Regions from separate parts of the Homo sapiens genome. Here region 1 is linked to region 2. The links are chromatin loops, found by intact Hi-C in ENCODE. Cell type or tissue: PC-3. All regions are shown on one strand. Each heading gives the region's core, and the rest is flanking DNA. Links, peaks and the distances in the headings are about the cores only. Region 1 overlaps FREM3 (FRAS1 related extracellular matrix 3). Region 2 holds the start of GYPE (glycophorin E (MNS blood group)).

Evidence for each region. A loop is a pair of places that touch in the nucleus more often than their neighbours do. Peaks named below come from ENCODE experiments on the same cell type or tissue, not always from the same donor. Only the 100,000 strongest peaks of a DNase experiment are listed, where the experiment ranks them.
Region 1: it touches region 2 in a loop (13-fold over the local background); 3 of 110 quality-filtered maps call a loop at or near these places.

The regions. Positions count from the first base shown.
Region 1 is chr4:143,579,549-143,595,441 of GRCh38, forward strand. It overlaps FREM3 (FRAS1 related extracellular matrix 3), which reads right to left. Exons shown (of 8, transcript NM_001168235.2): 7 at 6,296-6,445. Among named protein-coding and RNA genes, the nearest start is that of SMARCA5-AS1, 73 kb to the left of the region's middle. In PC-3, for the core only: a CTCF peak has its summit at 8,330 (motif pointing right); no DNase peak of the experiment used is centred there.
Region 2 is chr4:143,904,314-143,919,846 of GRCh38, forward strand. It overlaps GYPE (glycophorin E (MNS blood group)), which reads right to left and starts at 1,246. Exons shown (of 4, transcript NM_198682.3): 1 at 1,158-1,246. The coding sequence starts at 1,194. All of the region lies in intron 9 of LOC105377459 (a long non-coding RNA gene), which reads left to right. It overlaps LOC101927636 (a long non-coding RNA gene), which reads left to right and starts at 8,018. Exons shown (of 7, transcript NR_125886.1): 1 at 8,018-8,136; 2 at 8,227-8,325. It also overlaps the pseudogene LOC100420464. In PC-3, for the core only: a CTCF peak has its summit at 3,709 (motif pointing left); no DNase peak of the experiment used is centred there; H3K27me3 peaks cover 421 bases.

The DNA of each region.
Region 1 (15,893 bases), core at 3,745-11,744, 320 kb before region 2:
GTTTATTGCTTACTTGTACTAATTCTTTAACTTCTTTGAGTCTCAGTTTCTTTTCTTCAACTGCAAAATGGGGATAATGATAGCTACCTTATAAGGTTTATTGTGAAGATTATGGATGGTAGAGCAAGGATGCTAACACAGTATCTGGCAAATAGTAGGCATTAAGAACACAGAAGTTATAATAATTATTAATGTAACAAGTAACACCTTATACATATATACATAAGATTAATATAGTTAACTAACCTTAGCGGATGTCAAATATTTACTAGGTTCAATAGATTATCAAGTATAAACCTTACTTCTACAACTCTACTTGTTAAACCCATGAATCACTATCCCAAGCATGAACATTACTTTTATTAGTTCATCCCTACCAGACAGCTAGCAGAGGCGTCATTACTTTTATGCAAAGAGGTTTATCTAAAGGAATCTAAATTTCTCTTTCAAACCACAGGCAAAGAAGTCCACCTAACCAAATGGGTTTATTCACTCTTGGTTTCATGGATACATACACAGTGAGAAATGACCCTGTCTGAAAACTTAAAAAAGAATGAAAAAAAGGGGAGGAGAGTGCCAAGATGGCTAACTAGAAGCTGTTAGTGTGTGCTGCTCTCATGGAGAGGACAGAGAGTGGTGAATAAACACACAAGCTCTTCAGCTGGATTTTCTAGGTGGACAGGTTGAGATTCATCAAGGAAGCAACATGACCCACAGAGAACATAGAAGAGTGAGACAGGACGGCTGCCCACCTAGGACTGGGGCAAAGCCAGGGGAGGATCCCCACCGTGGGTAAATGGTGAGTGCGACCCTCCTGGGACCCACAGTTCTTCCATGAACCTTTGCAACCCTGGGCTCTGGAAATCCCCCATGACCACCCCTACCACTGGTGCCTCCAGACAGACACAGGGAACTGTGTGGAGACTGGGCAGAGCTAAGGCTCAGGCATGCATGGAGTCCCAGGGGCTTTGGACCCCTGGGAACACTGGTACCAGCCTCTGGAGCTCCTGCTGCCTCACATGCCCCCAGGATAGGGGCTCTGTGAATTCACAGAGCTGAAGAGCAGATGGACTGCACAACTTGCCTCCACTGAACTCACTAAACAAAGCCCACTGGCCTGGGACCCCAGCATGGCCACCTGAGCTTGCAGGCTGGTAGCAGCCCTGCACTTCTCTGGGATGGAGATCCCAGTGGTAGCAGGCAGGCCTGTCAGTTTTGCTGGTCTGCAGCTCTTGCCCCTGCAGTCTTCAGGCTCTGGAGAGAGCACAAAGATTGAGAACTAATGTAACCCCCAGCACAGCACAGCTGCCTTATGGAGAAATAGACTGTTTTCCCCATGAGTCCTGCTTCTGCTACCTCTTACTGGGCAGGGCCTCCCGACCTGGGACACCAGCCACCCCAGCCCCACCTAGGCTCTTGGCTGGTAGCAGCTCCGCACTTCCTTGGGACAGAGCTCCCAGAAGTAGCAGTGCCACCATTTTTGCTGCTCCACAACCCCAGCTCCTGCTGCGCTCAGGCTTGGGAGGGAGCAAAGAGATTCAGGACTAACTCAGGCCTCCAGCCCAGTGCAGCAGGATTATAGAAAACTGCCCAGACTGTTCTCCATGCGAGTCCCTGCCACTGTTATCCTCACTGGGTAGGGCCTCTTGATCTGGGAACCCAGCACAGCCATCTTGTCCCCATCTGAACCCTTTAGTCATTGGCGGCTCTGCATTTCTCTGGGGAGGAAATCCCAGAGACAATGCAAAACCTCTCTGCCATTGCAGCTGCAGTGGTACTGCCCTTACTGCCCTCAGACTGGGGAAGGAACAAAGGGCTGGTCAAGTCACTGACACCTCCGGCATGGCACAAACACCATACGAAGAGGAGCTCAGTTTCTGTTTCCTGGGAGCCTCTACTGTTCACCAGGCAGGGCCCCCAGCTCAGGACTGCAAAGCAGTTGCCCTGCCCCTGGCTGAGCATTCCCACTGGTAGTGGCTCTGTGTCTTCCTGGGCTGGAGCTCCCAGAGGCAACTGACAGCCCCTCTGCCACTGCCACTGCAGTGGTTCTGCCAGTGCTGCCCTCAGACTGGGGAAGGAACAAAGAGTCTGAGGGCTTTACTCACACCTCTACCGTGCCAGTTGCCATATGGACAGGAGCCAAGTCTCTCTTCCCTGTGAGACCCCAACCCCCTGCTCTTCACCAGACAGGGCTCCTGGCTCAAGACCACAGCACAGCTGCACCACCTCCTGGCTGAACATTTCCATTGGCAGTGGCTCTGCATTTCTCTGGGGTGGAGCTCCCAGAGGCAACTGAAAGTTCCTTTGTTACTGCCACTGTAGTGGTACTGCCCTTGCTGCCCCCAGAGAAGAAAAGGAACAAAGATTCTGAGTGCTTTACTCACACCTCCAGCTCTTAGCTGCCCTAAGGAGAAGAGGCCAGTCTGTCCTCCCTGTGAGCTTCCTGCACTCCCTGCCCATCACCAGGCAGGCCCTCCCCAGTGCCCCAAGCTTGGGCTCACAATGCAGCCACTCTGATTTGTAGTGGCTCTGTGTTTCTCTGGGGTGGAGCTCCAAGAGACAAGTCAAAAGCCCTTTGCCATTACCACTGCTAAGGTCTCTGTCCTCGTCACCCCCAAGCTGGAGAGGGAGTGTAAAGCCTGAGCTTGCCTCAAGGCTGCGGTGTATAGCTTAGGAGTGCAAAGCCAAGATCTGCAGCCAGCACTCAGGTAAGAGAGGAACCCACACTGTTAGAGTGCTGAGAGGGAACATGGCTGCAAATGCACAGAGGAGCCATGTGGCTGAGTAAGAGCCTGCCTACCAGCCGTTACACTTACACGCCATCTACTAGATCACAGCCCAAACTTCAAAACCAAAAATACTTTGCATATAACACCCTGTGAAACCAAGGACAAGAATTCAGCTACATATGAAGACCCTGAACAAAGCCTTGGCCCTCTGAAAACGTCCAGAAACAAAGTCAATTGACTATATTAAAATTACACCACAGTTAAAGGAATATCAGCCCATACAGATGAGAAAGAACTAGCGTAAGAACTCTGGCAATTCAAAAAGCTATAGTGTCTTCCTTCCTCCAAATGACTGCACTAGTTCCCCAGCAATGGTTCTTAACCAGGCTGAAATGACTGAAATAACAGACATAGAATTCAGAATATGGATAGGAATAAAGATCATCGAGAATCAGGTGAAAGTCAAAACCAATCCAAGGAATCTAGGGATAATAATAAAATGATATAATAACTGAAAGATGAAATGAAGAAAGAACCAACAGATCTGATAGAGCTGAAAACACTACAAGAATTTCATAATACGATTGAAAATATTTATTATTTTTAAATTAATTAATTTACTTTTTTTTTTTTGAGATGGGTTTGAACTCTGTCACCCAGGCTGGAATGTATGGCTCATCACAGCCTCAACCTCCTGGGCTCAGGTGCTCTTCCCACCTCAGTCTTACAACTAGCTTGGACTACAGGTGCACACCACCATGCCGGGCTAATTTTTTTGTATTTTTTGAAGAGATGGGGTTTTGCCATGTTGCCCACATTGGACTCAAGCAATCCACCTGCCTAGGCCTCCAAAAGTGCTAGGATTACAGATGAGAGCCACTGTGCCGGGCCAATTGCAAGTATTAACAACAGAATTGGCCAAGCTGAGGAAAGAATCTCATAGCAAAAAGGTTCTCTGAATGAACAGAATCAAAAATAAAGAGAAAAGAATAAAAAAGAATGTGCAAAACTTCTTAGAAATACGGGATTCTGTAAAGAGACCAAATCTACGACTCATTGGCATCCCTGAAAGACAGGGAGAGAAACCAAACAACTTGGAAAATATATTTGAAGATACTGTCCATGCATATTTCCCCAACTTCACTAGAGAGGCCAAAATTCAAATTCAGGAAATGCAGAGAACCCTTTAAGATACTGTATAAGACAACTATCCCTAAGACACATAGTCATCAGACTCTCCAAGGTTGACATGAAAGAAAAAAATATTAAAGGCAGCTAAAGAGAAGAGAAAGGCAGCAAAGAGAACCTCATCAGGCTAACAGCATATCTTTCAGCAGAAACTCTACAGGCCAGAAGAGATTAGGGGCCTTTATTAAGCATTATTAAAAAAAAAAAAGAATCTCAACCAAGAATTTTATATCCAGCCAAACTAAGCTTCATCAAAAAAGGAGAAATAAGATCTTCATCAGACAAGCAAATGTTAAGGGCATTCATTACCACCAGACCTGCCTTACAAGAGGTTTTTAAAGGAGCACTAAATATGGAAATGAAAGACCATTATGGCCACCACAAAAACACACTTAAGTACATAGACCATTGACACTATAAAGCAACTACACAATTGAGTCTGCATAATAAACCGCTAACAACAAGATGACAGCATTAAATCCTCACATATCAAATATTAACCTTGAATGAAAACAGGCTAAATGACCCAATTAAAAGGCCACAGAGTTGCAAGTTAGATAAAGAAGAAAGATCCAACCACATGCTGTCTTCAAAAGACCCATCTCACATGCAATGACAGTCATAGGTTCAAAGTAAAGGGATGGAGAAAAATCTACCAAACAGGCTGGGCGCGGTGGCTCACGCCTGTAATCCCAGCACTTTGGGAGGCCGAGGCGGGTGGATCATGAGGTCAGGAGATCGAGACCATCCTGGCTAACAAGGTGAAACCCTGTCTCTACTAAAAATACAAAAAATTAGCCGGGCGCGGTGGCGGGCGCCTGTGGTCCCAGCTACTCGGGAGGCTGAGGCAGGAGAATGGCGTGAACCCGGGAAGCGGAGCTTGCAGTAAGCCGAGATTGCGCCACTGCGGTCCGCAGTCCGGCCTGGGCGACAGAGCGAGACTCCGTCTCAAAAAAAAAAAAAAAAAAAAAATCTACCAAACAAATGGAAAACAAAAAAAGCAGGGGTTGCTATTCTAATTTCAGACAAAACAGACTTTAAGCCAGCAATGATAAAAAAGACAAAGACAGGCATTATATAATCGTAAAGGGTTTAATTCAACAAGAAGACTTAACTATCCTGAATATTTATGTGCCCAACAGAGGAGTATCCTCATTCATAAAACAAGTCCTTAAAGACCTATGAAGAGACTTAGATAACCATACAATAATAATGGGAGACTTCAACACCCTATTGACAGTATTAGACAGACCATCAAGGCAGAAAAGTAATGAAGATATTTGGGACCCAAATTTGACACTTAACCAAATGGACCTAATAGACATTTATAACACTCTCCACCCAAAACCAACAGAATATACATTCTTCTCTTCTGCACATACACGTACTCTAAAATCGACTACACCGTTGGCCATAAAAATTATTAGCAAATTCAAAAAATTCAGAAGTATACCATCCACACTCTCAGATTATATAACAATAAAAATAGAAACCAATACCATGAAGATCACTCAAAACCATACAATTACATGGAAATTAAACAGCCTGCTCCTGAATGACTTCTGGGTAAACAATGTAATTAAGGCAGAAACCAAGAAATTTTTTTGAAACTAATGAGAACAAAGATACAACATACCAGAACTTCTGGGACACAGCTAAAGCAGTATTAAGAGGAAAGTTTATAGTGCTAAATGCTCACATCAAAAAGTTAGAAAGATATAAAATTAACAACCTAACACCACACCAAAAGGTCACAACTGCAAATGAGAAAATGTGGGCATCAATGTACATGGAAATGTCCTTTTCTTTTCCTATTGGGTCCTGTTCTTTTTCTGATAAAGCACCTGACAGGTACTCTAGAGGAAATGATATCTAGAATTGTGCCATGCTGTCAGCTAGGCCTTGATCATCCATGTCAGGAAATGCAAAGGTGAGCAGGGCATGAAGACATGCTGTTTGAAGCTAAGGCAAATGCCTGAGTCTGAAGTGAAAACCTCCTACACTTCAAAGGTCTAATATGTGACGAGATTCTTCCACGAGTTGGGACTTGCTTGGCCATTATGGGGGTAATTTCATCTGAAATATTGTTTATGAGCAGCTTTAGGTATCTATAAATATTCTGAACTTTGGAAAAATTAATGTGAGCCCATGACAAGCCAGTGGGTAATAAATGAATCATAAAGGCTGCTGTTTGAATAATGTACTTATTTTGTAACCAGCAGAAGTCATTATGTATACAAACCATCTACGTGCTGAAGCCAGAGAAACTTTCATTCAGAGTCCATCAACAAAGACTAAGCATGCTTACACTTAACAGACTAGACTCCACCATAAACATGTATCATGATAATGATATATTCTTTAAGTGGCCCTCTCACCTTCTGCTGACTCCTGCTCTGACTTTCTGGAGCGCACGGCGATGGATGATGGTTGGGAAAGATCAGTGCCTCTTCTCCAAACACAAACCTCCACGTAGCGAGCACTTTCATTGACGTGATATTCAGCATCCCCAAAGTGCAGGACAGGTTCTAAAGAGGCAAAAAAAGATACACTAAGAATGCTTCAGCCTGCCTGGTATACTGTCTCCTTTGGCCCTGTGTGAGCCTGGGCATTTGTCATAATTGTCAGACATGACAGATCCCATAGGTCTTGTTTTTTTATATAGCTCAGGGAGAACAAAAACAAAAACACACAAAAAGCCACATCAGAGTCACATACCATGACTTTGACTCCAGGAAATGCCATGAGATGAAGTCAGTTGAGATGCTATTCATTTTTTTGTTTTAAGAACTTTCCATTACATAGAAGAGATTTTCCTATTAGGGAAAATTGGCCAATCAGCTGTAACTCAGGCAAGTCCACTATTGTTTGGGAAAAGATGGTGGAGAAGTTAGAGAGGCTTTTTTTGGCAGGGAGAAAATTGCTCTTCCTGTGGAGGGACAGTTGAGCCAGAATTCTGAGTTTGATCACTATGGCTATGCCTTTTCTTAGGGCATTTGCTGATTACAGGGACAGATGGAAATCCTGGGGCAGTGAATGAGGGGGAGGAGAGATCCTGTTAGCTGAGATGCCAGAAGCGCTTCCCCAGGAGACCAAGAAGTGACTCCATAGAAAAAGAAGGCTGAAGGAGAACAACCAGCACAGACACCAGGCTTCAGCGGTGGGTAGAAGGGAATTGTACATCTTCTAAAAGGAGAAAGAGGTTGACAATGCGAATGTTGCTTTGGCCAAGCAAATACACTTATCCATACCCCGTTCGCTCTTGTTCTAAAAGGTAGCTATGAACTTAGGTGATTATTTAAAGCATATACAAGGCTTAGCTGTAACAATACCTACTATATGTACTGTCATGAAAAAGATTTTGAGATGAATACTTTTGTTGGCTGTGACATCTGGAGGCAAAAAATGTAAATATTAGGAAGCAGATTCACCATGGAGGAACAACCCCTTGAGGTTGTTGAACGGAAAATTAGTTATGGAGATGACACCTTTGCAAATATATTGCAATGCACCAGGAGTGTATCTGAATTTAAATTCAAATTTTTGGAGGCTAGGAATCAGATTTAGTAAATATTATTTGTTTCAAGATGTATTTTAGTAGATCTTTTAACTGCTGAGGGAGTAGTAGTAGTAAAACTGCAAGACCTCTCCTGTCCTGGTTATGCCAAACAGCTCCCAATACACTGAACACAGCATGCATTTGTGAGCCTCCATCTTTGTTGATGATGTTCTCTGAGCTGGAATGTGCCAATATGGCAAATGCCTACTCATTTTTTTAAGACTTTATTGATAAAGAGTTGCCTTCTCTGGGAAGCCATATTTATTTCCTCAATAAATAATCATTCTTCACTCTGTGCTTCCCTAACATTTCAAATAGTTCTATAACTGTAGTGATGGAATACACTTGCAATTTGCTCACCTCAGGCATACAGCAGGCAGGTGGCCTGCACTCAGAAAAGGGTGGTAGGGTCATTCTTTCTTTTCTTTTTAATGAACATGTAGTAATTGTATGTATTTATGGGGTACATAGTGGTGTTTTGATATATTTATGGCACAGTGATCAGGTCAGGGTAATGCACATATCCCATTCTTTCTTCTCTTACCAAGAACTTTCTCCTCATTATTGCTAATGGGTGTTTCTGATGCCTCCACGGTTGGGACAGGAAAGAAGGAGGATAGGCAGGAGTAGCAGGAAAGTTCTTTCTTGAACACTTTCATGGATGTCAGTACTCTTTGGTTTTGGAAGATGGAAGAAAAGCTGATCCTGTTTATCATGGGCACTTCTGCAGGTTCTTTGGGATCTCTCACTCCCACAGTTGGGTATCTCTTATCTGCAGTTCTCTTGATGAGGATGAAACAGATATATTCTGGCTGATCACTTAATCATTCCTCAACCTATTTAGCATTTGGAAGTACCTCTGTTCAGCCCTCTAGATGGCACCTTTGGACAAGTTCATTCTGGCTCACTCTTGTATGCATGGCTCACATGTGGTCCATGGCAACCTTCCTGCATCCTCTGCCTTGATAAACTCCAGGAATACCACTTAACCCCAATGCAGTCCCTCTCTTTTGTTCATCCACCAAAGCAGCCAACCAGTTTATCTCCCACATTCAGATTTTCCAGGCAGAGCCAGATCCCAGTTCATTGTGTTCTCCACATTGCAGGTGGCACACATCATACTGCCCAAATGGTCTCCTTCGAGCCCCCTCTCTTGATTTAGCACCTCTTTAAAATGCAAAAATGTTAAATTTACCATTCTAACATGCTATCCTGTGTTTTTTTTATTATTATTATACTTTAAGTTTTAGGGTACATGTGCACAATGTACAGGTTTGTTACATATGTATACATGTGCCATGTTGGTACGCTGTACCCATTAACTCATCATTTAGCATTAGGTATATCTCCTAATGCTATCCCTCCCCCATCCCCCCACCCCACAACAGGCCCCAGTGTGTGATGTTCTCCTTCCTGTGTCCATGTGTTCTCATTGTTCAATTCCCACCTATGAGTGAGAACATGCAGTGTTTGGTTTTTTCTCCTCGCGATAGTTTGCTGAGAATGATGGTTTCCAGCTTCATCGATGTCCCTACAATGGACATGAACTCATCATTTTTTATGGCTGCATAGTACTCCATGGTGTATATGTGCCACATTTTCTTAATCCAGTCTATCATTGTTGGACATTTGGGTTGGTTCCAAGTCTTTGCTATTGTGAATAGTGCCACAATAAACATACGTGTGCATGTGTCTTTATAGCAGCATGATTTATATTCCTTTGGGTATATACCCAGTAATGGGATGGCTGGGTCAAATGGTATTTCTAGTTCTAGATCCCTGAGGAATCGCCACACTGACTTCCACAATGGTTGAACTAGTTTACAGTCCCACCAACAGGGTAAAAGTGTTCCTATTTCTCCACATCCTCTCCAGCACCTGTCGTTTCCTGACTTTTTAATGATCACCATTCTAACTGGTGTGAGATGGTATCTCATTGTGGTTTTGATTTGCATTTCTCTGATGGCCAGTGATGATGAGCATTTTTTCATGTGTTTTTTGGCTGCATAAATGTCTTCTTTTGAGAAGTGTCTGTTCATGTCCTTGGCCCACTTGTGGATGGGGTTGTTTTTTTCTTGTAAATTTGTTTGAGTTCACTGTAGATTCTGGATATTAGCCCTTTGTCAGATGAGTAGGTTGCAAAAATTTTCGCCCATTCTGTAGGTTGCCTGTTCACTCTGATGGTGGTTTCTTTTGCTGTGCAGAAGTTCTTTAGTTTAATTAGATCCCATTTGTCAATTTTGGCTTTTGTTGCCATTGCTTTTGGTGTTTTAGACATGAAGTCCTTGCCCATGCCTATGTCCTGAATGGTATTGCCTAGGTTTTTTTCTAGGGTTTTTATGGTTTCAGGTCTAACATGTAAGTCTTTAATCCATCTTGAATTAATTTTTGTATAAGGTGTAAGGAAGGGATCCAGTTTCAGCTTTCTACATGTGGCTAGCCAGTTTTCCCAGCACCATTTATTAAATAGGGAATCCTTTCCCCATTGCTTGTTTTTCTCAGGTTTGGCAAAGATCAGATAGTTGTAGATATGTGGCATTATTTCTGAGGGCTCTCTTCTGTTCCATTGGTCTATATCTCTGTTTTGGTACCACTACCATGCTGTTTTGGTTACTGTAGCCTTGTATTATAGTTTGAAGTCAGGTAGCGTGATGCCTGCAGCTTTGTTCTTTTGGCTTAGGATTGACTTGGCGATGTGGGCTCTTTTTTGGTTCCATATGAACTTTAAAGTAGTTTTTTCGAATTCTGTGAAGAAAGTCATTGGTGTCTTGATGGGGATGGCATTGAATCTGTAAATTACCTTGGGCAGTATGGCCATTTTCACAATATTGATTCTTCCTACCCATGAGCATGGAATGTTCTTCCATTTCTTTGTATCCTCTTTTATTTCCTTGAGCAGTGGTTTGTAGTTCTCCTTGAAGAGGTCCTTCACCTCCCTTGTAAGTTGGATTCCTAGGTATTTTATTGTCTTTGAAGCAATTGTGAACGGGAGTTCACTCATGATTTGGCTCTCTGTCTGTTATTGGTGTATAAGAATGCTTGTGATTTTTGCACATTGATTTTGTATCCTGAGACTTTGCTGAAGTTGCTTATCAGCTTAAGGAGATTTTGGGCTGAGACGATGGGGTTTTCTAGATATACAATCATGTCATCTGCAAACAGGGACAATTTGACTTCCTCTTTTCCTAATTGAATACCCTTTATTTCCTTCTCCTGCCTGACTGCCCTGGCCAGAACTTCCAACACTATGTTGAATAGGAGTGATGAGAGAGGGCATCCCTGTCTTGTGCCAGTTTTCAAAGGGAATGTTTCCAGTTTTTGCCCATTCAGTATGATATTGGCTGTGGGTTTGTCATAGATAGCTCTTATTATTTTGTGATACGTCCCATCAATACCTAATTTATTGAGAGTTTTTAGCATGAAGCATTGTTGAATTTTGTCAAAGGCCTTTTCTGCATCTATTGAGATAATCACGTGTTTTTTGTCTTTGGTTCTGTTTATATGCTGGATTACGTTTATTGATTTTTGTATGTTGAACCAGCCTTGCATCCCAGGGATGAAGCCTACTTGATCATGGTGGATAAGCTTTTTGATGTGTTGCTGGATTCAATTTGCCAGTATTTTATTGAGGATTTTTGCATCAATGTTCATCAAGGATATTGGTCTAAAATTCTCTTTTTTTGCTGTGTCTCTGCCAGGCTTTGGTATCAGGATGATGCTGGCCTCATAAAATGAGTTAGGGAGGATTCCCTCTTTTTCTATTGATTGGAATAGTTTCAGAAGAAATGGTACCAGCTCCTCCTTGTACCTCTGGTAGAATTCGGCTGTGAATCCATCTGGTCCTGGTCTTTTTTTGGTTGGTAAGCTATTAATTATTGCCTCAATTTCAGATTCTGTTATTGGTCTATTCAGAGATTCAACTTCTTCCTGGTTTAGTCTTGGGAGAGTGTATATGTCGAGGAATTTATCCATTTCTTCTAGATTTTCTAGTTTATTTGCATAGAGGTGTTTATAGTATTCTCTGATGGTAGCTTTTATTTCTGTGGGATCAGTGGTGATATCCCCTTTGTCATTTTTTATTGCGTCTATTTGATTCTTCTCTCTTTTCTTCTTTATTGGTCTTGCTAGCAGTCTATCAGTTTTGTTGATCTTTTCAAAAAACCAGCTCCTGGATTCATTGATTTTTTTGAAGGGTTTTTTGTGTCTCTATCTCCTTCAGTTCTGCTCTTATCTTAGTTATTTCTTGCCTTCTGCTAGCTTTTGAATGTGTTTGCTCTTGCTTCTCTAGTTCTTTTAATTGTGATGTTAGGGTGTGAATTTTAGATCTTTCCTGCTTTCTCTTGTGGGCATTTAGTGCTATAAATTTCCCTCTACACACTGCTTTGAATGTGTCCCAGAGATTCTGCTATGTTGTGTCTTTGTTCTCATTGGTTTCAAAGAACATCTTCATTTCTGCCTTCATTTCGTTATGTACCCAGTAGTCATTCAGGAGCAGGTTGTTCAGTTTCCATGTAGTTGAGCGGTTTTGAGTGAGTTTCTTAATCCTGAGTAGTAGTTTGATTGCACTGTGGTCTGAGAGACAGTTTGTTATAATTTCTGTTCTTTTACATTTTCTGAGGAGAGCTTTACTTCCAACTATGTGGTCAGTTTTGGAATAGGTGTGGTGTGGTGCTGAAAAGAATGTATATTCTGTTGATTTGGGGTGGAGAGTTCTGTAGATGTCTATGAGGTCCACTTGGTGCAGAGCTGAGTTCAATTCCTGGATATCTTTGTTAACTTTCTGTCTCACTGATCTGTCTAATGTTGACAGTCGGGTGTTAAAGTCTCCCATTATTATTGTGTGGGAGTCTAAGTCTCTTTGTAGGTCACTAAGGACTTGCTTTATGAATCTGGATGCTCCTGTACTGGGTACATATATATTTAGGATAGTTAGTTGTTCTTGTTGAATTGATCCCTTTACCATTATGTAATGGCCTTCTTTGTCTCTTTTGATCTTTGTTGGTTTAACATCTGTTTTATCAGAGACTAGGATTGCAACCCCTGCCTTTTTTTGTTTTCCATTTGCTTGGTAGATCTTCCTCCATCCCTTTATTTTGAGCCTATGTGTGTCTCTGCACGTGAGATGGGTTTCCTGAATACAGCACACTGGTGGGTCTTGACGCTTTATCTAATTTGCCAGTCTGTGTCTTTTAATTGGAGCATTTAGCCCATTTACATTTAAGGTTAGTATTGTTATGTGTGAATTTGATCCTGTCATTATGATGTTGGCTGGTTATTCTGCCCATTAGTTGATGCAGTTTCTTCCTAGCCTTGATGGTCTTTACAATTTGGCATGTTTTTGCAGTGGCTGGTACTGGTTGTTCCTTTCCATGTTTAGTGCTTCCGTCAGGAGCTCTTTTAGGACAGGCCTCGTGGTGACAAAATCTCTCAGCATTTGCTTGTCTGTGAAGTATTTTATTTCTCCTTTGCTTGTGAAGCTTAGTTTGGCTGGATATGAAATTCTGGGTTGAAAATTCTTTTCTTTAAGATTGTTGAATATTGGCCCCCTCTCTCTTCTGGCTTGTAGAGTTTCTGCTGAGAGATCAGCAGTTAGTCTGATGGGCTTCCCTTTGTGGGTAACCCGACCTTTCTCTCTGGCTGCCCTTAACATTTTTTCCTTCATTTCAACTTTGGTGAATCTGACAATTATGTATCTTGGAGTTGCTCTTCTCAAGGAGTATTTGTGGCATTCTCTGTATTTCCTGAATTTGAATGTTGGCCTGCCTTGCTAGATTGGGGAAGTTCTCCTGGATAATATCCTGCAGAGTGTTTTCCAACTTGGTTCCATTCTCCCCGTCACTTTCAGGTACACCAGTCAGACGTAGATTTGGTCTTTTCACATAGTCCCATATTTCTTGGAGGCTTTGCTCGTTTCTTTTTATTCTTTTTTCTCTAAACTTCTCTTTATGCTTCATTTCATTCATTTCATCTTCCATCGCTGTTACCCTTTCTTCCAGTTGATCGCATCGGTTACTGAGGCTTGTGCATTCATCACATTCTCGTGCTGTGGTTTTCAGCTCCATCAGGTCCTTTAAGGACTTCTCTGCATTGGTTATTCTAGTTATCCATTTATCTAATTTTTTTCAAAGTTTTTAACTTCTTTGCCATTGGTTCGAACTTCCTCCTTTAGCTTGGAGTAGTTTGATCTATTGAAGCCTTCCTCTCTCAACTCGTCAAAGTCATTCTCTGTCCAGCTTTGTTCCGTTGCTGGTGAGGAGCTGCGTTCCTTTGGAGGAGGAGAGGTGCTCTGATTTTTAGAGTTTCTGGTTTTTCTGCTCTGTTTTTTCCCCATCTTTGTGGTTTTATCTACCTTTGGTCTTTGATGATGGTGACGTACAGATGGGTTTTTGGTGTGGATGTCCTTTCTGTTTGTTAGTTTTCCTTCTAACAGTCAGGACCCTCAGCTGCAGGTCTGTTGGAGTTTACTGGAGGTCCACTCCAGACCCTGTTTGCCTGGGTATCAGCAGCGGTGGCTGAAGAACAGCGGATATTGGTGAACTGCAAATGCTGCTGCCTGATCGTTCCTCTGGAAGTTTTGTCTCAGAGGAGTACCCGGCTGTGTGAGGTGTCAGTCCACCCCTACTGGGAGGTGCCTCCCAGTTAGGCTACTCGGGGGTCAGGGACCCACTTGAGGAGGCAGTCTGCCCGTTCTCAGATCTCAAGCTGCATGCTGGGAGAACCACTACTCTCTTCAAAGCTGTCAGATAGGGACATTTAAGTCTGCAGAGGTTATTGCTGTCTTTTGTTTGTCTGTGCCCTGCCTCCAGAGGTGGAGTCTACAGAGGCAGGCAGGCCTCCTTGAGCTGTGGTGGGCTCTACCCAGTTTGAGCTTTCCAGCCGCTTTGGCTCAAGCCTCGGCAATGGCGGGTGCCCCTCCTCCAGCCTCGCTGCCACCTTGCAGTTTGATGTCAGACTGCTGTGCTAGCAATGAGCGAGGCTCTGTGGGCGTAGGACCCTCTGAGCCATGTGCAGGATATAATCTCCTGGTGTGCCGTTTGAGAAGCCCGTTGGAAAAGTGCAGTAGTAGGGTGGGAGTGACACGAGTTTCCAGGTGCCGTCTGTCACCCCTTTCTTTGACTAGGAAAGGGAATTCCCTGATCTCTTGTGCTTCCCGGGTGAGGCGATGCCTGGTCCTGCTCCATCTCACACACGGTGCACTGCACCCACTGCCCTGCACCCACTGTCCGACACTCCCCAGTAAGATGAACCTGGTACCTCAGTTGGAAATGCAGAAATCACCCGTCTTCTGTGTCGCTCACGCTGGGAGCTGTAGACTGGAGCTGTTCCTATTTGGCCATCTTGGCTCCACCCTCTGTCCTGTGTTTTTATCAGAGTCTTATGAACTGTTCTCAAGGTCAGGCACCATATTCTATATGCCCTTGTATTTTTAGTGATGCAGTGGCTGGCATATTGACAAAGTCTCAAGAATTTGTCAAATGGACATTTTTAACTCTCTTCTGATGTATTTTGAACTTATTACAAAGTTTGTTGAAAAAAACTTTGAACAAAGTTACCTACATTTTTAGCAGAGGAATTATATTGTGTGGCATTGGGGAAGGGCAAGAAGTGAGAAAGGTAAAAAACATTTGGATCAGTTGTACTGTTGTTTAGAGAAAAAAATGTCAGAACTCAAGCCTCTGAATACACTAAGATATAAGACATGAGAGGAGGGTAGTGTCACTTGGAAAAAATGTCATGAAATTCTTTCTAGATGCTCTAGGTATTGAGCATCAGGAGATCTGTCAGAACAGAGAAAACAGCTCCTCCATGTAGCACAGAAGAGTTTCCAAGTACTCTTTACCTTAGCTCTGTCTGAGAAACTGAGATGCTAGCAGTGATTCTAAAGGATGGGCAATTAGAAGAATATGATGCTTTGGCCACATCACATTTATGTTAAATGGATTCCACAGCCATAGATGTGTTTTAATCTCCTTTAAGAGAGAATGTTCTTTAAATGAAAATAGGAAAAATAAATATGACAAGGTCAGAAATTAAGCTCTCAAAGAGATAAAATTATCATTTAAAATGAGTTCAGTGTTCATATTCGGAGACGCTTAATGCCAGGTTTTGCAGGTGAGGTAACAGAAACACTGTTGGTAAACTGAGAAACCATACAGAACAGAATGGATGCCAAAAAATGGAAGATAGGAAAATATTTTTCCAGTTGTCTCAGGATAGAAAACAGATTCTAGAAACAGACGGGTAGGCTTAATCTTTAGAACAATTCTAGAGCTGCTTATTTAAACAGGTTTTGAATTCTGAGAAAAGAAAGACAATGCCCATTGGTCAGTATTGGTTCTGTAATATCAGATTTGGCAAAGCCAATTCAATGTTTTTTTAAAAAATATTTTTTACTTCAGTTCAACGAACATCTATTG
Region 2 (15,533 bases), core at 1-8,000:
AGGCATCAGTAAGTGTATTCCATTAAACATTTTGTTTAATCTTTACGCAATTATTATAAGGCAAGTGCCAACATTGCCTGCATTTTAAAGACAAGGACACATAAAAATGTGGGCACATAATTTGCCTTAATGTTCCCCAGCCTTGAGAAGTAAAACTAGATTTGAACCCAGTTCTGTGTGTTCCTCATGCCTGTGCTCTTAACTATTGCACTATTTTATCCTCCCCTAGGGTATCTTAGAAAATGCTGATCTCTCTTCCCTGTATGCTACAGAGTATGCTCAGTAGATCCTCTCTTCCCTGTATGCTACTGTATGCTCAGTAGATCCTTGATACTTGCTCTCACTTGGATTACAGCAATGTCTAATAGACTCAGAATGTTTCAAGCAACTGCCTGCCCCCTGTGTGCTGGGCACTAGTATTGCTAACACATAAGCACTGCACTTGAGAGGATGTTTAACTATAATATTCTCAGAAAGAGGCCAAAATCATGTTTATTTAATACACTAAATTAATAATTAAATTTAAACTAAGTTAAATTCAAATTATTGAATACAATTTAATAATGACCCTATGATATTTATTTTAATGGATTTAAATTTCTCCTAAAATTCACATGACATCTAAGCCAGTAAGAGTTGTTTTTGTTTTTGTTTCTTCCTATGTGACACTTTAGTAATGGACCCACAGAGAAGCGAACAACTCCCCACGGTTTCAGTGTTCATGCTTTTGGCTTCTCACCATTTGGCAGAAATAGGAAATTATACCTTTTTAAAACTAAAAGCCATATAACACCTTTGTTAATAACTCTTTAGTTTGGAAATGAATCTCCTTATAACTCAAACAAAGCAATACATTTATTCACAGAGAGCTATTTCTCATAGCATTTGATAAAATTAGTTTAATTCTAGCTAGACTTAGAATTGAAGTAAGCTTCTCATACTAGAAAACTGGATTCGGCCATAAATACTGGGCTCCCTTGTGCCATTTCCCCCACATTGGTAGCTGAGTTCCAGTAAAATCCATCCACCAGACTGGAAGAGGAAATACTACTCATTTATGCATTTAAATAAGATAGAACTAAAATAGGGTAGTTTACATTTTATTCTATGATCTCATACCCAATATAACAGAACCAAGATGAAATAAAATCACTTACCTGACAATAGTAATACAAAGATTATTTTTCCATACATCCTGAGATCACGAGCTGGCTCCTGAAGTTAGTGCAAAAAAACTACCAAAGACAACTGCAAGTGTCAGTGTCTGGCCTTAGCCTGCTAGCTGTTATCTTCCAGGCCCACCTTCCTGTGGCCATCATCAGCTGATAGGCAGGGGAGGCATTTTAAATGATGCAAGTTGTTAAGCGCCTGTTAATAAAGATACATGGATATCTTGGGGCTATGAAAGTGGTAAGTACAATTTTCACTGCAAGGAACAGGTGGCTACTTGTGATATTAACTTTGCATCAGTTAAGTGGGCATGGTAAGGTGGTAGACAGGAGCCACCCAACTGGACAAAGAACTGGACTGTGAATCTCTGAGGCCAGGGCACGTGCCAGGCTGAGGTAGCTGTTGTGGAGCCATAGACCTTCTCATTTCTAATGTCAAGACCCGGTGGTCCAGATGAAAGTGACTTCCTATATGTGAAATGAACATATTTGAGAAATTTAAATCATTTGAGTGTTCTGAGGTTCTGAAAGACTCCCAAACTCATGGTGAGTCACACAGCAATGTAAGAGACATGAGATGCAACAAATCTTTCAGTGAAAATAGAGTTTGAACTGAAGAGCTAGTGCTGTGCAGCTATGAAACCAGTGAGCTGTTTCTGTCTGAAATATACCTTGCTAAGTAAGCATAAATGAATACCAAGACAATAAATGAAAACAGTCAGAAACAAAACCCAACAAACCAAAAACCTTATCATTAAAGTAGGTTAAAATGAAAGGTATGGAAATGTGAGGAAGCTCAATTTTAAAGGGAGACAGAACAAAAAATATAAATTAGGTCTGAAATGGTTCAACAGAAGGTGACTGGATACTCCATCTAAATCATCTTACTTCCTGTAAGATTTTTGTGAAAGTCTTTCCTGCCTGACCCAGAAAATCAATTTGCTATGTAAGCAATTTGCCACATATATCATACTTACATATTTACCCAAAGTGTGGTTTAAAAAAATCATTTATGAAGCTAATGTTTGCAGATTCAGGAAACTGGACCACAGAGAAAAAAAAGTATTTACTGGATAAAAGATGGAGATAAGTATCAGCAGAGCATCCCAGAGAGGGAGGAGCCTGAGATTGAGGGACTAATGGATGGAGGGAGTGGAGATGCAGACTTGGGAGAGACGGAAGAATGAATGACACAGACGGGGTAATCTGAGCAGCAGGAAAAGAATCCAGAGTGCCTCTTAAGGCCCTGCCAATTCATGTAAAACAACTGCAGCAAATTTTATTAAAAACTTAAAATTAAACAATACATAATAATTTAATACCTTCCATAAATTCAGTGTTTGTTATGGCTGGATATCAGTTTGGGTTGCAGGAATTGTGCTCAAGAGTCAACCAAGTAAAGGAAATGTTGTTGATATTCATATAAGCAGTAAGAATTAATTCACATGATTTTATATTGACAAAGGGAGAGCGATTAGCATGAGTCTTAAAAATGCTATTTCTGAAAATGGGTAAATAAATGTCACTATTCTTACGATGGACTATTAGAGCAACTATTAAAATCATGTTTTCAAAAATAAAGATATGGAGACTCAGGATAAAATGGATAAGTGGAAAACAGCAAGATCTGAAAATTGTATATACACAAATAAAATCCTATTGGATTCTTTTTTTCCTGGGTTGTGCTATCTTCACCTGGAATACACCTACTCCTTTTTAGGTGGCCTCCAATTCTGCTTAGGGTCTTCATTGAATAGTACTTCCTCCACGAAGCCTTCCCTGACTTCCTGTCTTTGTCAGGTGCCCCTGCTCTATACTTGTGTGGTTCCATCTTCTTCCCTTATCACAGGACTTATTACACTACGTTGCAATCATTGTGTCTCCACTGGACTACAGTTTTTAAGTGGACACACCCTGACTATGGCTATCTTATTTACCAATGAGTGCTTGGGGCACACTTGACAATAAATATTTCTCAAATCAATAAATGACAAATGAATATTGCAGTGCAGAGGAAAGCAACTTCTCACGGGCAGTCCTGGGTGTATAGGCTGATCATTTTTTATATATCCTGCGGGTAACCTATGTCATATCCTAGCTTCAGGTTCCCTCCAGTATGGAGGTCCATTGCTAAGGCAGGAAGGGGAAAATGAAAAGGAAACTCAGCCTAAAATTCAGCTTTCATACCTTCTTCAGCCTGGACTGGTCAGAGTCTGAGAGTGCTTTCTTTTCCATGACCTCCCACTTTCCTTTCCTGCAGAATCACATCGTTAGCAATTCTCTAAACTCCTGTAGTGCTGACACAGGCCTGTTTATTAACACCTGTCTCAGGTTGTTGTGAACAATCTGTTCCTTTGTATTTGTGGGTCCTGTCTCTGTTGTTCTGTTTCCAGCATCTGGCACAATGCCCTATAGAGTACCTGGCCCTATTAAAGTAAGTCAAAACCTGGAGGGTTCTCAATGAGGAAATCAGAGGTCAGATTCAGCACCTCACACAGGGTGTGAGGAAGCAGTGCCGTACAGTGCTCTCTAGTGGCGTATCTGCACAATGGAAGGAAAAAATGTGAGCCCCGTAAATGCAACAACAAAAAAAATACATCAGATTACATTTTTCTCTTTCAGGCATTCCTTAATCTTCTTTAAATTTTTCAGAAATATTTTTACTGAAGTACACATTCATAATTATCATAAAATTCTACCTATGAGCTATATCATGCAAATTATTAGACAAATCCACATCTTTTAAGAATTTTGAATCTTTGCATAAAATAAAACAAGTACTTTTGAGGCATTTAATCAAACATAAAAAACTTATCCAATTTTCTTGATACTACATGTCTTTAAGCTATTTTTTGAATTGCCCGAGTCATTTCTATGACGTAGTTAAGAAGGATGAAGTTCAATGTTATAATCTAGGAAAGGCAACTTGGATCGATCAACACAAACTTATACCTTGCTTGTTTCATGACAGAGAACCATTCATTTTTGTCAATTACTTACCTCTCAACTATTTCAGGCTTAGATTATTCCTGAAGATGGTTGCATGCTAGTCTGATCTGCCAGTGGAGAAGTGTGCTTTTCATGTTTTGCATGGAGGAGTGGAGAACAGGGGAGGGGCAGGAAAGTTGAGGCACTGTGGTTTATACTACTAGCCTCCTTGGTACCTCATCGCCTTAGAATTGTCCAGCCTGCCTTGCCAGAGTAGTCTAAGAACTTTCCCTGACCTTTGTTAGTTTATCATTTCAAAATTTTTTTAAAATAAAAAAACAACTACAAGTAAGATAAATCTAACACTCAAAATAACCCTGTTAGAGAGGCAGAACAGATATTAGCATTCTTATTTTATTTTATTTTATTTTTATTTATTTATTTTTTTGCAATTAACTTGTACTTTATTTTGAAGTTGTGACCGGAAAGTTGTTTTAAAGTCTGTCTTTAAACTTACAAATATTATGTCAAATTGCTCCTAAGAGAGGATCAGTAGAGATTTAGTTCTTATAGTATTTCCTCAATTATATTTGGCAAATTAGATTTTCAAAACAAGAGTTTAACTTGTTATTAATTCTTCATGTTTACATACTTAAACCTCAGGTAGAAAAGTATTACAAGCTATCAGTGGCGTCTGCAATATAGGTGGGAAAGGTGAGTGCAAAGAATAACACATATTCTATATTAACAGTAAACATAGCTATTTCTGTTCTCCCTCAGCTACCAAAAACTGTCTTAAGCCTCCAGATTTAAAACCGCTGGGTTCATTCACTCATTCAGCCATTTATTTTTGTGAGCATCTCTTAGGCAGTCATGTGCTATGCTAATCCTATCTGACTCTTCCCTCTCCTTTGTCCTTCAAACCCCGTTAGTGGCCAAGTCCCATTAATTTGGGCATGTCCCACTTCTCCTCTTTCCAAATTTCTGAAGTATAGGTCAAGTCCTCATTAACCACTGAATATGCACCAAATGGAAGATTATGCAGTCATTAAAACCACTCATAAAAAGTATACAACATGAAGAAAATCATTCAAGTAAAAAGAACAGAAAACTGTACAAAATATTATATAATCACATCCATGTAAAAAAAGAATTTGGCATGGAAAAAGATGAAGAAAATAACATACTAAGAGGATCTCTGGTGGACAGGTACTTTGCCTTTACGTTACTGCATTTTGCAAATTTCCCGTAATAAGCAGTTATTATTCTAGAAGAAAATATAAATGAGCTTTATTTTTAAAACTTACTATTTTAGTTAGATAACAAATTACTCCTGAGGTTCAGAACTGTATATCAGAAATAACCAAAATAAACACAAGCATGCAGCTAATTCTTTAACCTAATTCCTTAAAAACTAAAAGGTGCTTTTACCCATGCCTCTTACTGCATTTCCACATGCCTAGAAAACCTCTCCTCTACAATGTTCCAGTGAGACTCCGATGTCAGCTTTCATAAAATAAGTTGTTCTTACCAACTATTCCACATTATTTTTAAAACTTCAGTGATCTGCTTTCTCCTAAACTCTAATTCTCATTTTTCCTTCCAAAGCATCCTAGATTTGCCTTTTCCTATTACCACTGGTACCCACTGGTACCTGCAATCCTCTTTTCTCTAGGAATCTACCCTTAATTCTAGTACAAAACTAATCTTTAAACACTGCTTTCATAAAATCACTTGTCTTTCTGAAATGTGCAAGAGCTTCCACTTGACTCAAATCTAAGCCTATTGTTGAACCACAAATCTCCACTCGACCTTACATCTTATTTCTTCAAACCAGGCAGAACTACACTGTTCCTTATATTTAAACCATGCCTACTCTGTTTTCATTGTGCTATTCCCAATTTTCCATGTAAAATGTCCTTCTTCTGGCCCCTGTTAATCTAAAGGCCAAGCTCAAGGCCCACTCCAAGTCCTCCAATCATCTCTTTAAGTATTCCAGCCTATACTCATCTCTCTTCTGATTCCCTGTTGCACTTACAGTTAGTATCACAAAGTGTAACAATTGTTCTGTGACTATTGTGTATAGATTGGTTTTGTTTCCACAAATAAGATACTAGACAAATAAGGTACCAGAAAGCAGAGACCAACAGACCCAAGGAAAACGCTAGACACATAAACAGTTAATACTAAATGAATAATTTTTTTCTACAGTCAAAATACTAATGCTCCAAACCATTTTTAAGTCGTCTTATTTGAAGTTATGTGAGCCAAAAAGTAAATCTGTCTCACATTTTATTTTTATCCTGCCAAAATTTAAAGTCTATAACTTGGTAGAAAAAAACAATCGGACAAGAAAGTTTAATTTTCCTCTCACTTAATTTTATCTGGTAAAACCAGGACTTCAGGAATAAAGTAGAACTGTACATTTCTCCCATCTCTTCTGCTCCTTTCAGAAGTATCTCCAACTCAGGAGATATGGAAAGTACCTTCTTTTCTTAAATTATATGGTAATATTTTTTGTCTGTTACAAAAATAATAAAAAGACATGCTCAACACATAATTAACCATATGACTATAAGTCTTTTTGATCAACTCAGGAAATAATTCTTGAACTACTTTTTGTTCAGAGAAAAAGTGCAGGATCTAGCGAAGTAATGTGATTGCTCAGGGTATCACTGACCATGCCCAGTTGTTCCTATTCTTCTTTCCTTTCCCAAGTTCGTCAAGTGTCTCTGAGGACTCAGTCAAGTGTCTCTGAAGATTTACCCTTCCCATTATTCTACCAAACCTAAACCTAAATTCAGCCCAACTGGAGACATTAAATTCTCTAGGTTTTCAAGGGTCACAGCATTAAGAGACTAGACAGCCTTGAGATAAGTACCAAGTTTATATAACATGAGTTAATAAAATAAATGGTCACAAGGACTCTTCCATTCAGTGTAGATTAACAACTATTTGCACACAGGCTTAAGCAGGACGAGCAAAGTGGAAAAATATTTCGCTAGTAGTATTTGTCCGTGTCCCAAGAAAATCTAGAAAAGAACATCTTTTTAATTGACATGTCAATAAATATAAACTACTATATTATTTATAATGTTAAGCTACCTGAAGCATGCCTCCCCTGATTCTGTGGCATTCTTTGGAAGAGATCATGGTTGTATTCATAATATCTGTAGTCTTCATGTGCACGATCTCCAAGTGGCCGCTTTCTCTGACCATCAACAAAATTGTCTGAATAATAATATCGGGAACCAGAGTCTCCATTTTCAACAGCAAAACTAACTTCCGTTACAAATGACTGAGAAGAACCATACTCTCTAGGGACATCTGCTAGACTTCTGGCAAGATAAGAAGGTGCAGATAATCTGTTGCTTTCTCTTCTCATTATTTTATGAGGTGTTCTTTGAATTGGAGTTCTAAGGAAACTCTGGTTTCTTGAAACTACTCCATCTCCAGAAGTTGAAAAGGCATTAGGGCTTGAATCTGGAAGACAGATATCAGTTCGTCCTGGAATTTTTGGACCATGCTGGATGAATGAAGGCATAAGATTCCGAAGCAGAGGCGACGTCTCCTTCTTCACGTACTTCCCCTGCACCTCGGCCGGCTTGGACACTTCGTTTTTGGTTTTCTGTCGGGACAGCATCCTTCTCGACCAGGCCCGAGGCCGCGCTGAACTGCCTCGCTAGGGCTCCGCGCCGGGCGCCGGCCGTCTCCGCCGCCACCTCCGCCGCCACCTCCGCCGGCGCCGCCGCCTCCTTCCCTCCGGAGCCGCCGCCTCCGCCGCTGCCTGTCCGGAGCCTGGGGTCGCCCGCAGGGACTGCCGCATGTTCAGGGCGCTAAACGCGCCGGCCGCCGCTCAGTCGCTGGTCACTTCCTTCCCGGAAGTCGGCCCGCTCTGCGACGCTGCTCGGGGACCCCTTGAGGAAAGCCCAGCGACGCCGGGCCAGCGCATTCTTATTTTATGTATGAGCAAACTATGGAATGGAAAAGAGATTATGAGTTATTACTTGATTTGATTTGCCCTAAGTGTTTTTTAAACGTATGGATTTAGCGCCAACATTTAAAAAGAAGGTATATTTTAATTAAAAATCAGGAATTGATTTAATTTAAAATTTGGCTCCTCTTACAGGAAGATCTGGCAAGAGTTAGCGTGCAGTTCTACATTGTGACAATTCATGAGAGCTAAGGACTGGCTGTCTCTTGGGACAAATAGGCTTTCTTGAGTCTGGTAAGTGCTCCACTTGATGCTTGCTTCCATTTCTTAGATTAGGTTCTACTGTGGTAAGGCCTCAAAATCTCAGTGTCTTGCAGCAACACTGGTTCATTTCCTGCTCACATTACATTTGGTCTATGACGGTGACAAGTTCCAGGATCCAGACTGAAGGAGCCACCCCCATTTGGAATATGCTGTTCTTGTTGCAAACTGGGGGAAAAAGGCCAGATAAGGAATGGCTTTTAATGCTTCCTCTCAGACTGTGTTATGGTTTTTTTCTCACATTCTATTAGCCAAAGTAAATCAGTGGCCAAGCTGACCTCAATGGGACAAGTAAATATAATTCTTCCAAATGGAAGTCCTGCAAGTCATAGGTCAATGGTGAGGATATATAAAACACTTACAGGAAGGGCCCTAATAATTGGGAGCAAAAACACAATCCATCGCATTCATTTATACTCTTTCTAAGCTTTTGGCATTTGGGTTTGGAAATCTAATTTATTTAGGAGTCTTCTTCAACACCTTCTAGTGATGAGATTTCTTTAACCCAGTTTTCAGTTTCCTTTCTTTAAAATTATAATGAGATGTGATGTGCGTTGAAGAAACCCCAGAAGTGAGAAACTCTCATCACTACAATGGTGATGTAGACAGTGGAAAACTGTTCCCAGTTGCCTCTAAGTCCATCGTGCTATACTGCTGGAATCAGGTATCATACATAATCTTTCTGCTGAGAATTGATAGGTCCAGCTTGTTCTACATCCAAATAATAATTCAACCAATGATTTGTGAGCACCTACCGGGCACTGTGCCAAGTGTGGAAGACACAACCTTCAGTAACTCAAGTTTCCCTTCAGGAACTGACAGCTTAATTTGGAAACAAATAAATTAAGAAGGCAATTGCATTATGGAGTGTCAAGTGGATGATAGTAGTAAGCAAAGGGTGTTATAAGGGTACATAAGAGGGGTACCTAACTCAGGGTTGAGGTTCTGGAAAGGTTTTCCAGAGCAAGCAATGAGACCTAAAGGATGAGTAGACAAGTCACGGGAGAAGTAAGAACATTTTAAGCAGAGAAAACAGCATGAGCAATGGTCTGATATCAAGAAAGGCAGAGATAGTGCAAGAATACACAATGTAGTAGTTTTCAAAACTGTTTGAAATTTTAATCTCACATTTGTTCTTTTCAATGTCTAGGATATCAATTCATTCTGCGATTTACCTTTGTAAAGATGAATTTAGCCCTGGTTCTCTATATGAATACTAGAGGAAGTATATTGATAAAAGAAAAGGAACAAATATGTAGTCATTTCTAAGATTTATTTTTATTAAAATGTAACACTCACAAACTGTAAGTGTGTAACTCATATATATATATACACACATATACACACACATACATGAGTATATGTGTGAAACTGTCACTCAAATCAAGACATAGAACATTTCAGATGTATTCCAGAGATCATGGTGGATGGGAGGCAGGACTGGATTGCAGCTCCCACTTGGACAGACAAAGCAGCGTGTGGAGGCTTGTATCATGAACTTTGACTGCAGGAATAAATCAGGAACACTGAGAGAACCCACAGACCCTCAGAAAGAAGCGGATTGCTCCTGCAGGTCTCAGGAGACACCCCAAATGCTGTGGGAGCCCAAACTGCAAACTGTGGAAGTGGGAAAGGGGAATAGTCAGCTCCTGAACACACATCCTCACTGGGGAACCTAAAGGTCTAGATCACAGGAGAAGATTTTGACCTTACTTGGAGCTGAGTCAATTTAGAGAGCCAAGTGACATACACTGCTAGAGAAAGCAGGGCGTAAGGCCCTGTGGGCTCACTGGGTTCCCTAGCCATCCATTTCTGCCTTGCCTCACGGGGGTCCTTGAGGAGGGCTACCAGAGGCACTGGGAAATGGTCACAAAGAGAAGGAAACTTCCAGCTGAACTTTAAAACAATTTGAACAGATTGAGAAGTCTCCTAGCCAGAACTTGGGGGAGGGCATGAATCCAGTGTGCAGACTCTACAGGTGGGGAAGTACCAAAGCCCTACTTGCTTTTGCAGCTGGGAGGCTGGTAGCCTGGGGCAAATTCTCAGCCCTGCTCACCCACTGCCTGGAAACAGACTCGGTGCTGTTGCAGGGGCTATGGTGGGAGTGAGACCAGCCCTTTGGGTTATGTGGGAGCTGGGTGAGGCCTGTGACTTCAACTTCCCTGACAACCTGCATGGGATAAAAATCAGGGATAAAAATCACTACAGCTCTGCTCTCAGGAAGCCACATCCCTGGGAAAAGTGGGAGAGTACTACATCAAGGGAACACCCTGTGGGACAAAAGAATCTGAAGAACAGCCTTGAGCCCTAGACTTTCCCTCTGACAGAGCCTACCCAAAGGAGAAGGAACCAGAAAGCCAACTGTGGTAATATGACAAAACAAGGTTTTTTAACACCCCCCCAAAATCTCACTAGCTCACCAGCAATGGATCCAAATGAAGAAGAAATCCCTGATTTACGTGGAAAAGAATTCAGAAGGTTAGTTATTAAGCTAATCAAGGAGGTACCAGAAAAGGCAAAGCCCAATTTAAGGAAGTGAAAAAAAATGATACAAGAAATGAGGGGAGAAAGTTTCAATTAAATAGATAGCATAAATAACAAACAATCAAAACTTCAGGAAAAAAATGGATGCGCTTATAGAAATGCAAAATGCTCTGGAAAGTCTCAGCAATAGATTCCAACAAGCAAAAGAAAGAACTTCAGAGCTCGAAGACGAGGTTTTCAAATTAACCCAAACCAACAAAGACAAAGAAAAAAGAATAAGAAAATACAAGGAAAGCCTGCAAGAAATCTGGGATTATGTTAAACAACCAAACTAAGAATTATCAGCCTTCTTGAGGAAGAAGAGAAATCTAAGTTTGGAAAACATATTTTGGGGAATAATCAAGGAAAACTTCCTGGCCTTGCTAGAGACCTAGACATCCAAATACAAGTGCAAAGAACACCTGGGAAATACATTGCAAAAAATCATTGCCCAGGCACATTGTCATCAGGTTATCTAAAGTTAAGATGAGGAAAAGAATCTTAAGAGCTGTGAGGTAAAAGGACCAGGTAACCTATAAAGGAAAACCTATCAGATTAACAGCAGATTTCTCAGCAGAAACTCTATAGACTAGAAGGGATTTCGGCCCTATCTTCAGCCTCATTAAACAAAATAATTATCAGCCAAGTATTTGTATCCACTGAAACTAAGCTTCATAAATGGAGGAAAGATACAGTCTTTTTCAGACAAACAAATGCTGAGAGAATTTGGCACTACCAAGCCAGCACTACAGGAGCTGCTAAAAGGAGCTATAAATGTTGAAACAAATTCTGGAACAACATTAAAACAGAGCCTCTTTAAAGCGTAAATATTACAGGACCTATACAACAACAACAATAACAAACAAACAACAACAACAACAGAACAAGGTATACAGGCAAGAAATAGCACAATGAATGGAATGGTACCTCACATCTCGATACTAACATTGAATATAAATGGCCTAAATGCTCCACTGAAAAGATACAGAATTAAAGAATGGATAAGAATTCATAAACCAACTATCTGCTCCCTCCATAAGACTCACCTGACACATAAGGACTCACATAAACTTAAGGTAAAGGGGTAGAATAAGACATTCCATGCAAATGCAACCAGAAGCAAGCAGGAGTAGCTTTTCTTTTTTTTTTTTTAATTTTATTATTATTATACTTTAAGTTTTAGGGTACATGTGCACAATGTGCAGGTTTGTTGCATATGTATACATGTGCCATGTTGATGTACTGCACCCATTTACTCATCGTTTAGCATGAGGTATATCTCCTAATGCTATCCCTCCCCGCTCCCCCCACACCACAATAGTCCCCGGTGTGTGATGTTCCCCTTCCTGTGTCCATGTGTTCTCATTGTTCAATTCCCACCTATGAGTGAGAACATGTGGTGTTTGGTTTTTTGTCCTTGTGATAGTTTGCTGAGAATGATGGTTTCCAGTTTCATCCATGTCTCTACAAAGGACATGAACTCATCATTTTTTATGGCTGCATAGTATTCCATGGCGTATATGTGCCATATTTTCTTAATCTAGTCCATCATTGTTGGACATTTAGGTTGGTTCCAAGTCTTTGCTATTGTGAATAGTGCCGCTATAAACATACGTGTGCATGTGTCTTTATAGCAGCATGATTTATAATCCTTTGGGTATATACCCAGTAATGGGATGGCTGGGTCAAATGGTATTTCTAGTCGTAGATCCCTGAGGAATCGCCACACTGACTTCCACAATGGTTGAACTAGTTTACAGTCCCACCAACAGTGTAAAAAATGTTCCTATTTCTCCACATCCTCTCCAGCACCTGTTGTTTCCTGACTTTTTAATGATCGCCATTCTAACTGGTGTGAGATGGTATCTCACTGTGGTTTTGATTTGCATTTCTCTGATGGTCAGTGATGATGAGCATTTTTTCATGTGTTTTTTGGCTGCATAAATGTCTTCTTTTGAGAAGTGTCTGTTCATATCCTTTGCCCACTTTTTGATGGGGTTGTTTGTTTTTTTCTTGTAAATTTGTTTGAGTTCATTGTAGATTCTGGATATTAGCCCTTTGTCAGATGAGTAGGTTGCAAAAACGTTCTCCCATTTTGTAGGTTGCCTGTTCACTCTGATGGTAGTGTCTTTTGCTGTGCCGAAGCTCTTTAGTTTAATTAGATCCCATTTGTCAATTTTGGCTTTTGTTGCCGTTGCTTTTGGTGTTTTAGACATGAAGTCCTTGCCCATGCCTATGTCCTGAATGCTATTGCCTAGGTTTTCTTCCAGGCTTTTTATGGTTTCAGGTCTAACATTTAAGTCTTTAATCCATCTTGAATTAATTTTTGTATAAGGTGTAAGGAAGGGATCCAGTTTCAGCTTTCTACATATGGCTAGCCAGTTTTCCCAGCACCATTTATTAAATAGGGAATCCTTTCCCCATGTGTTTAAAAGAATGTGATGCCTCCTCCCCAGCCACTTGCTCCCTCTTGCTATGTGATACACCAGCTCTCCCTTTGCCTTCTACCATGATTGGGAAGCTTTGTGAGGCTCTCACCAGAAGCAGATGTCAGCACCATGTTCCCTGTACAGCCTGTAGAAACATAAGTCAAACTAAACCTCTTTTCTTTATAAATTACCCAGCCTCAGGTATTCCTTTATAGTAATGTAAAATGGACTAACATACTGGGGGAGCCACATTATCTTCTTCCAAAAGCTGTTTCCAGACCTCTCCTCAATCACCTCTTTTATCAGAACCCTGGCCCAGGGTGTGCACTGCCCACCACTTTGCCCTACATGGGATTCATGGACAGAGCCTCTTCTCATTCCTTCCCAGGGACAGCTAACACAAGACTATCATATATGAAATAATTTTACTAAGGGTTTAGAGACAACAGAGAGGAATTCCAGCAGAGAGGAGAAAACAACACTGTGTCTGAAGCCTGCAAGCCATCTTCATAGGGAATCCCCTCTCGGTCAGCTCTCTTCTTGGTCCTGGCATGTCACTGTATTGCTATGATTCATTCCTCAGAATTGAATTCCTTCTCCTTTTTTTCTTACTTCCTCAGGACTCCATCCTCCTGGCTTTTCCTGTATTCTTCCTCAGTTGTTGAGGAAAAGCAGAATATTCCTTAGTTTTTCTTTTTAAACCCAAATTTCTGATTCAGAAAGGTACTCTCCTACTTTATTAAGCAGGGTAATACATCTCTTTATTGACTATGTTTTATAACAAAAGTCTTTTTTAATGAAAAATCAGTTGTCTCTGTACTCCGGATAAATTCTACAGCCCGATAAAATAGTTTTTAAAATATAATATTTTTTCACCTACTCAAATAATTGCCTCTCAGTGTAACAAATACCATGGTGGAGGTAAGTGCAAAGTGAAAGCTGTTAGAGCTGGAATATAGGGTCTGAGACCAGGCTGTAAACAGCTGGAGATGAGCCCCCAGCAAAGAGTTTCTGGATAATGTAATATGAATTTTGAAGGATAAGTAAGAGTCAACAAATAAAAAGAGAAGAGAATAGTGGAAGGGGTAAATATGGTGACTAAATGTGGAATATGCTGGCTTTGAAAGACTATGGAATATTCAAGTGGAGTAAATGTCCAAATATCTATGATAATTGAAATCACGGGAAAGAGTAAGTTTAGCAAGAGTGAGAGGAAATAGGGCTAAAATGTGCACTGGAGAACTGAACAAAGCATAGGAAGAAGAGTGGCCATAATGGGTCCAGGGAAGGAATGGTGTTGGAGAAATGAGAAATACCAGAGAAGGGAGGTGTTCCTAAAGTCACAGAAGGACAAGGAAAGAGGATTTTAAGAATGGAAAAACAGTCTTCAATACTGCAGAGAGATCAAGTAAGAATGATTAAGATCATCCATAGGGTTTAACACCAGCGATGTCATCCAGGCTCTTACATGATGAAGTTCTCCTAAGATGGGTCAGAGCTTGGCAGCCAGGTGCTCAAACTGAGATTTTTCTTCTCTTGAGACTCAGATTTCTGCTTACAATGTTGTATACTCAGACATTCATTCTGAAGTTCCATACCTGGTCATGGAAGAGCAATACATTTCTCTTTGAAGTTTCTTTCTTGAGCAATAGGACATCTATAGCACTGACTCCTGTTGCCTTTGTTATCTCACAACAATACGAGTGTCTCTCCACCTAATAACTCCTTCCTAGTAGTCTAGTCCTCAGTTGTTTTCCCCTTTACCTTTATTAGGAACTTAACGGGAATAGGCAAGTCATAAATGAAAATGCATGTCCATTCCAGATCTATTAAAAATATAAGTCAAGTCACAATAGTTATTTGCTCAGAATCCTCTAATAGTTCCACATTGTACTAAGAAAATCAGCCAAGGGCCTACATGATCAGTCCTTCCTACCTCTTTGACCTTGTCTCCTTCAACTCTCCCCTTTAGTAATTCTGTCTTTTGGGCTGCTACTTCAACAAGTCAGACCTCAGGACCTTTTTGCTTTGATGCATCCTTCTGGAATACTCCTTTGCTATATAATTTCTTGGCTCATGTCTCTTTTAAGATCTTTACTCAAATGTCACCCTTTAAAGATAGCTCCCTTGACTAACCTAAATTGCAACCAGTCCGTAACAATCTTTTTCTTACTTCCCAGCTTTAATTTTTTCTGTAGTACTCATGACCATTTAACATACTATATACTC